Linked DNA regions of Homo sapiens: region 1 is linked to region 2. The links are chromatin contacts, found by Hi-C or POLR2A ChIA-PET in ENCODE. All regions are on one chromosome and are shown on one strand. Each heading gives the region's core, a stretch centred on a gene start or an enhancer-like site at or near the end of the contact. The rest is flanking DNA. Distances are from core to core; before and after follow the strand shown.

The links. A loop is a pair of places that touch in the nucleus more often than their neighbours do. ChIA-PET counts read pairs that join two places held with the same protein, here RNA polymerase II (POLR2A). Pooled maps may share reads with other maps.
Region 1: a map of endothelial cell of umbilical vein shows a loop between it and region 2 (15-fold over the local background). The contact joins the promoter of MAP1LC3C here to the promoter of EXO1 in region 2. A Hi-C loop is called at or near these places in 9 of 168 maps with a recorded cell type or tissue (CD8-positive, alpha-beta T cell, GM12878, MCF 10A and 5 more), 18 of 37 single-sample maps with no recorded cell type and 29 of 50 pooled maps. POLR2A ChIA-PET finds 5 or more read pairs at or near these places in 6 of 52 experiments (HEK293, HEK293T, K562 and 3 more).

The regions. Positions count from the first base shown.
Region 1 is chr1:241,997,683-242,000,468 of GRCh38, forward strand. It overlaps MAP1LC3C (microtubule associated protein 1 light chain 3 gamma), which reads right to left and starts at 1,416. Exons shown (of 4, transcript NM_001004343.3): 1 at 1,269-1,416; 2 at 1,094-1,149; 3 at 832-938. The coding sequence starts at 1,326. RefSeq lists an enhancer at 1,401-1,926.
Region 2 is chr1:241,846,754-241,849,775 of GRCh38, forward strand. It overlaps EXO1 (exonuclease 1), which reads left to right and starts at 1,451. Exons shown (of 16, transcript NM_130398.4): 1 at 1,451-1,600; 2 at 1,978-2,274; 3 at 2,359-2,463. RefSeq lists an enhancer at 1,147-1,486.

The DNA of each region.
Region 1 (2,786 bases), core at 166-2,665, 150 kb after region 2:
TGCTTTAAGAATAGCTGCCTGTTCTTTGCTGTACCTCTGGCTTAACCAAGGGAGGAGTGTGTTTGGGGGATGCTTTTCTCTCTCAGTGTTCTGAGCAGGGAACGTTTCCTTTGGGGAGAAGTCCCCACCCCTAGGCACACATACACTTGGAAAAGGTGCTGGTCTCTGCAACGGACGCGCAGACTCGGTTTCACACAAGATCTGAAAGAAAGGATCTCCCGGCCTAGCTTGAGAGCCAAGACTAACTACTTTAGGAAATTCTTAGAAATGTTGGCAGGTCTTTTTTGTTGTTGTCGTTGTCTGAGGGATTCTCCTTACCTGTTTAAAATAGAGTAATTCTTTTTTTTTTTTTTTTTTTTTTGAGACAGAGTTTCACTCTTGTTGCCCAGGAGTGCAGTGGAACAGTCTCGGCTCACTGTAACCTCCGCCTCCCAGGTTCAAGCGATTCTCCTGCCTCAGCCTCCCAAGTAGCTAGGATTACAGGCACCCGCCACCACGCCTAGCTAATTTTTGTATTTTTAGTAGAGACAGGGTTTCACCACGTTGGCCAGGCTGGTCTCAAACTCCTGACCTCTGCGATCCACCTGCCTCAGCCTCCCAGAGTGCTGGGATTACAGGCATGAGCCACTCCGCCCGGGGTTTAAAATAGAGTAATTCTAAGAGCATCTTTTCAGGGTACTAGTGAATCTAAAAGGTGACTTCAAAAAAATCTCTTTCCTCTCTTCCCCTGACGTGCCCCCATCCCCAAAATAAAACTGCCAAACGAAGAAAGCCCAACAGCCCCGGCGCACCCAGCGCACCTTCCTCCGGGGCACGCTCTGCGCCACCTACCGGATGATGCTGAGGAACTGGGTCATGGTCAGCTCCTGCGGGACCAGGAACTTGGTTTTGTCCAGCGGGGGCAGGAACGTCTCCCTGGGGTAGCGCTCCACTACCACCTGTCAAGAGTGTCAGTCCTTAAGAATGTGACTCAGCGTGAGTGTTAGGAACTTGGAACAGACAGAGGGAAGCTGTTGGCTGCTCTTGGTTTTTCAGAGAACAGGATCGGAACCCCACCCCCACGCCCCCCAGCGGAAGTCCAGTGGTGTCTTACCGGGATTTTGTTGGGGAACTTTGCCCGGATTCCAGCAACTTCCTCTTGTCTGATTGCTGTGAATATTTCAAGCACAAGAGAAGAAGCAAAGATCAAGAAAAGAAGCAAAGATCAAGAGAAGGCCAGATCCGCTCCTCTCTTTAGATAACCCAGAAAGCTACCCCAAGAAATTTACCCAAGCTTTTCCTCTGCTTGAAGGGTCTGACGCTTGGGATTTTCTGTGGAGGCGGCATTGCACTCAGTAGCTGTGTCTGTTTTAAAAAAGAAAAAAAAACTGTCCCGCAACCGGGAACCTAACTCATTCCTCCAGCTGCTTCCAAACTGCCTGCAGGAGCCTGAAGGAGGCCCTTATGTAGGGCTGAGTGACATCAGGCCTCTCCTCTCCCTCCCCTCTCCCCACTCCCCCTCCCTGGGCAGCAGGAGGTCAGTTCTGATGGAAATGGAATCGCCACCTGCTTGCTGGTCAGAGAAAGCCACTTTGTTCATGACCAGTTCAAGATGTTTCTTTGCAAAAGAAATTAGGGTTTGTAATAAAATCATTGGCTGGGCAGCGGACTGTGGAGAGGTAAAACTGCCTTGTGCTGGGATGTTTTTGCCCTTCAGTAGCAAGGGGGGGTCCAAGCTGGATCCACCTCAGCCTGAAGTGTGCTGTGTAGTTCTCACAATGGTCCATGCCCTTTATCACAGAAGGAAACCTATACTAAGAAAGGTGAAGTGATTTGCTCGAGGGCACACAGCAAGTAAGAGAAGCGGTATGGATTAAAACCTAGAGCTGTACACTGGGTGCAGTGGCCCACGCCTGTAATCCCAGCACGTGGGAGGCCGAGGCGGGTGGATCACCTGGCCAACATGCTGAAACCCCATCTCTACTAAAAATACAAAAATTAGCCGGACGTGGTGGCTGGCACCTGTAATCCCACCTACTCAGGAGGCTGAGGCAAGAGAATCGCTTGAACCCAGGATGCGGAGGTTGTAGTGAGCTCAGGTCACACCATTGCACTCCAGCCTCGGCAACAAGAGCGAAACTTCATCTCAAAACAAAACAAAACAAAACAAAAAAAACCCAGAGTTGTTACAAGGAAGTCCAAGTACTACACTCCAGTATATTCTGTCACTTAGTTTTCTCTGGGATAAAAGAAGGAAGGAAGGACAATTGTCCCCAAGATCTTGCTTTTAGAGTTAAGAAACTGGGTCTCTGGTCATACATAGGGGAAACCAAACTCCATTTCTCCTATATTCTCACAACACAGATCACTTTTGACACTAGATGTGTGTGTGTGTGTGTGGGTGGGTGGGGGTTCCCCATACACCGAGCAATCACTTCTACAGTGGACACCAGCTAGGTGTCCTCCAATCCAACTCTGACACTGTCTACCTGGAGACAGCATCAGATCGGGCTGAGGGCTCTGTCCCACAAGACTGTCCCCCACTTTCAATGCCGATTGCAAGCCCCAAGTTGTGTTTGTTGTTTTTTTGCTTGTTTGAAACAGAGTCTTGCTCTGTTGCCCAGGCTGGAATGTAGTGGCACGATCTCAGCTCACTGCAATCTCTGCCTCCTGAGTTCAAGCGATTTCTCCCGAGTAGCTGGGATTACAGGCACATGACACCATGCCTGGCTAATTTGTGTGTTTTTAGTAGAGAGGGGGTTTCGCCATGTTGGCTAGGCTGGTCTGAAACTCCTGACCTTGTGATC
Region 2 (3,022 bases), core at 201-2,700:
CAGTTTGAAACCTTGGGAGTCAAATTCACAGTAAATACATGAGCCGTTCACAGTGCAGCAAACTCTCATGTTAGTTTTATGACAGATCCAGTGACACTGGAATGGACACCTTTTTGATTTTGGGGTTCCTTCCTAAGACCCCCATGTGTGATATATTCATGGTTGGATTCTAGGTACTGAAGCAGTTACTACAGCTGGATAGTCCAATGAGTGTAAGAAGGCTTCTCTACAAACACATGCTGCCCACATCGAAGTTCCTCTTTAATCTACTGCAGTTTGAAATTGTCCCCCACTTTCTCCAAGAGTCCACTCCAAGCTAGTTTAGGGTTAGGTCTACCATAGCCTTTGGAAGAGGGAGGGAAGATAACTTTTCTCATCTCTCCTAGTCCCAGCTCTAAAGACCAGAACCAGGGAGAAAGCAACACAGCTTTTCCAAACACATTCCCCAAATGTGGCACCTTTTCAACAATTTTAGTAACAAATTTAAGGCATCATAGATGCCTTTAAAATTGGCATGATAGATGTTAGAGTGATCATAAAAAGACTTTAAAAGAGGAAAAGATGTAAAGAACGTAATCAAATGGGGAGCATGTTTAACAATGTGCTCACTTCTTCCCCTTCAATTCCTTGAATTGAGTCTGCATTATCATTCCTATTGATCTTTGAGCCCAGAACATTACTTTGTGGTCTGGCCTAAGGTTTCTTCCAATTTTTTAAATTACAATATCCCTAAGAGGACAGCGACGAGGTCTGGGGTGTTATGAGGATTGGAAACCTAGCCACAAGTGACCATGAAAGTCCAAAATGCCTCTAAAGTCTTTGTCTCTAAGGCCCATTTTCAAGGTCTTGTTATATAGCTAATTTTTCCCCGACTTATGTCAAAAATAAACGAAGCTGGGTTCTAGGTAAAATGGTAGGGGCAGATTTTAATCACTACTACTACTGCAATGGGGAAAAGAACCCAGCGTGAACTGAATTCAATTTCGATTTGTAGAGGCAACCGGGCGTTTTAAAGAGAATGAAGGAATTAGGATGGGACTGATGACGCCGAGGGGGACTGAGCAACTTTTTCAGGTTTGAAAAGCCTCAACATCAACGCGCGACGGCGCTCTTTCAACATCAGCCTCCAGAACTGGGGCTGCAGCCAGGAGGGAACTACAACGCCCAGCAGCCCCGGCGGGTGTAAACACTCCCAACTTCCGAGGCGGTGCTCACCATCGGCCATCAGCGCCAGTGCCACTCGCGCCCTCAAGAAGCCGCACGGAGTTCGGGCCGGCAGCAGCGGCTGCAGTCGTATGGCAGTGAGCCGCTGTCTACCCAGCGAGACGGAGAGCTCAGGACGCAACCCTATGAGTTGGAAGCCGCAGGAGGCGGAACCGGGTTGCGGGATACGCGTTGACGTCACATCCTCTGGGCGGGGCCGCAAGGAACCCGCGCAAATTGAAAGGTCAGCCTTTCGCGCGCTGTGTAGGCAAGTTACCCGTGTTCTGCGTTGCCGGCCGTGGGTGCTCTGGCCACAGTGAGTTAGGGGCGTCGGAGCGGGTTTCTCCAACCGCAATCGGCTCCGCTCAAGGGGAGGAGGAGAGTCCCTTCTCGGAAGGTGAGAGGAGCGGGCTGTGCGGAGGCTAATGGGTGGGTTCCCTTGGGGGTCGACCTGCGCGTCACCTCCGACCCTCCTCTCGGGATTCGGGTCTTCCAGGAAGGGAAGGAGAGGGTCTGGCGTGATCTTCCCAACCCAACAGCGGAGCCCTTAGCCTGAGTGGAGTATGTGTTTTGTTCCGAGGGGACGTCTGGCAACCAGAGGTCTGCAGTTCAGTGAACGGAGGGAGATAAGAGAGCAGACGATTCCGGGCTGGAGCAGGCGCCAGGGTTGCCAGACTTACCTCATTTTTCCGCAGAAGCTGGCAGTCCAGGTTTTACATGCAATCTCTCCACCTTTAAATGTTGACAAGTACATTTTCCCATAATATTTTGCAGGCCTAAGGAAACGTGTCGTCTGGAATGGGCTTGGGGGCCACGCCTGCACATCTCCGCGAGACAGAGGGATAAAGTGAAGATGGTGCTGTTATTGTTACCTCGAGTGCCACATGCGACCTCTGAGATATGTACACAGTCATTCTTACTATCGCACTCAGCCATTCTTACTACGCTAAAGAAGAAATAATTATTCGAGGATATTTGCCTGGCCCAGAAGAAACTTATGTAAATTTCATGAACTATTATATCCGTTTTCCTCGGAGTGAGAGAAAACTCTTTTTAGATATCATCTGAGAGGTAAGAGACTGTTTTTCTGAAACTGTGGCTTGAGGACCACCTGCATCCAGATTAACTGCTTTGTTTAAAATTCATTCACAGCAGAACTAGTGAATCCCAGTCACTGAGTGGAGTTGAGAGTCTAAGAACCTCTGAAATTTGAGAACTGCTGGACCAGAGCCTTTAGAGCTCTGATAAGGTGTCAACAGGGTAAAGCTGCCTCCTGATCCTGTACTTTCTTTCTTCCTTTCCTTCCAAACTTAACGTTTGATAGGAGAGATTTGTATTATGAAATGCTAAGCAACTGCTCAGTGCCCATTACTGACTTTTTATTGTAGAGTGGGGGGAGGTCGTTTCATCAGAAAGGGTTGTGACAGTTCCAGAATCTCTGTATAGAAAGGGCTTAGGGGGCTGCAACCGGAATGGAAGGGGGTGGAAAGTTAAAGCATTTGTCTTGAAGCTGTATTTGCATAGCAGACGCAGTTTCACAGTTCTTTAGGGTAGCTTTCAGAGAGGCTGATGGAGTTGCCCCTGGGCGCCACCACTGTTTATTACCAGAATGTTCGTGCTTAGAATAATGCGTTCTAATAGCAGTGAATTTCAGTCCTAAAAAAGTACAGGATCATTTCTGTAATTCTTTTTGAATTTTTCCTTTGTTTTTTAATTGAAATACTTACCTTCCTACAAACTGTTTTGAGTTTCTACTCCTATTTGAATTTGCACGTTGACCCTTATGATTAATGCCCTTTGTAGAGGCAATGCGATGCCA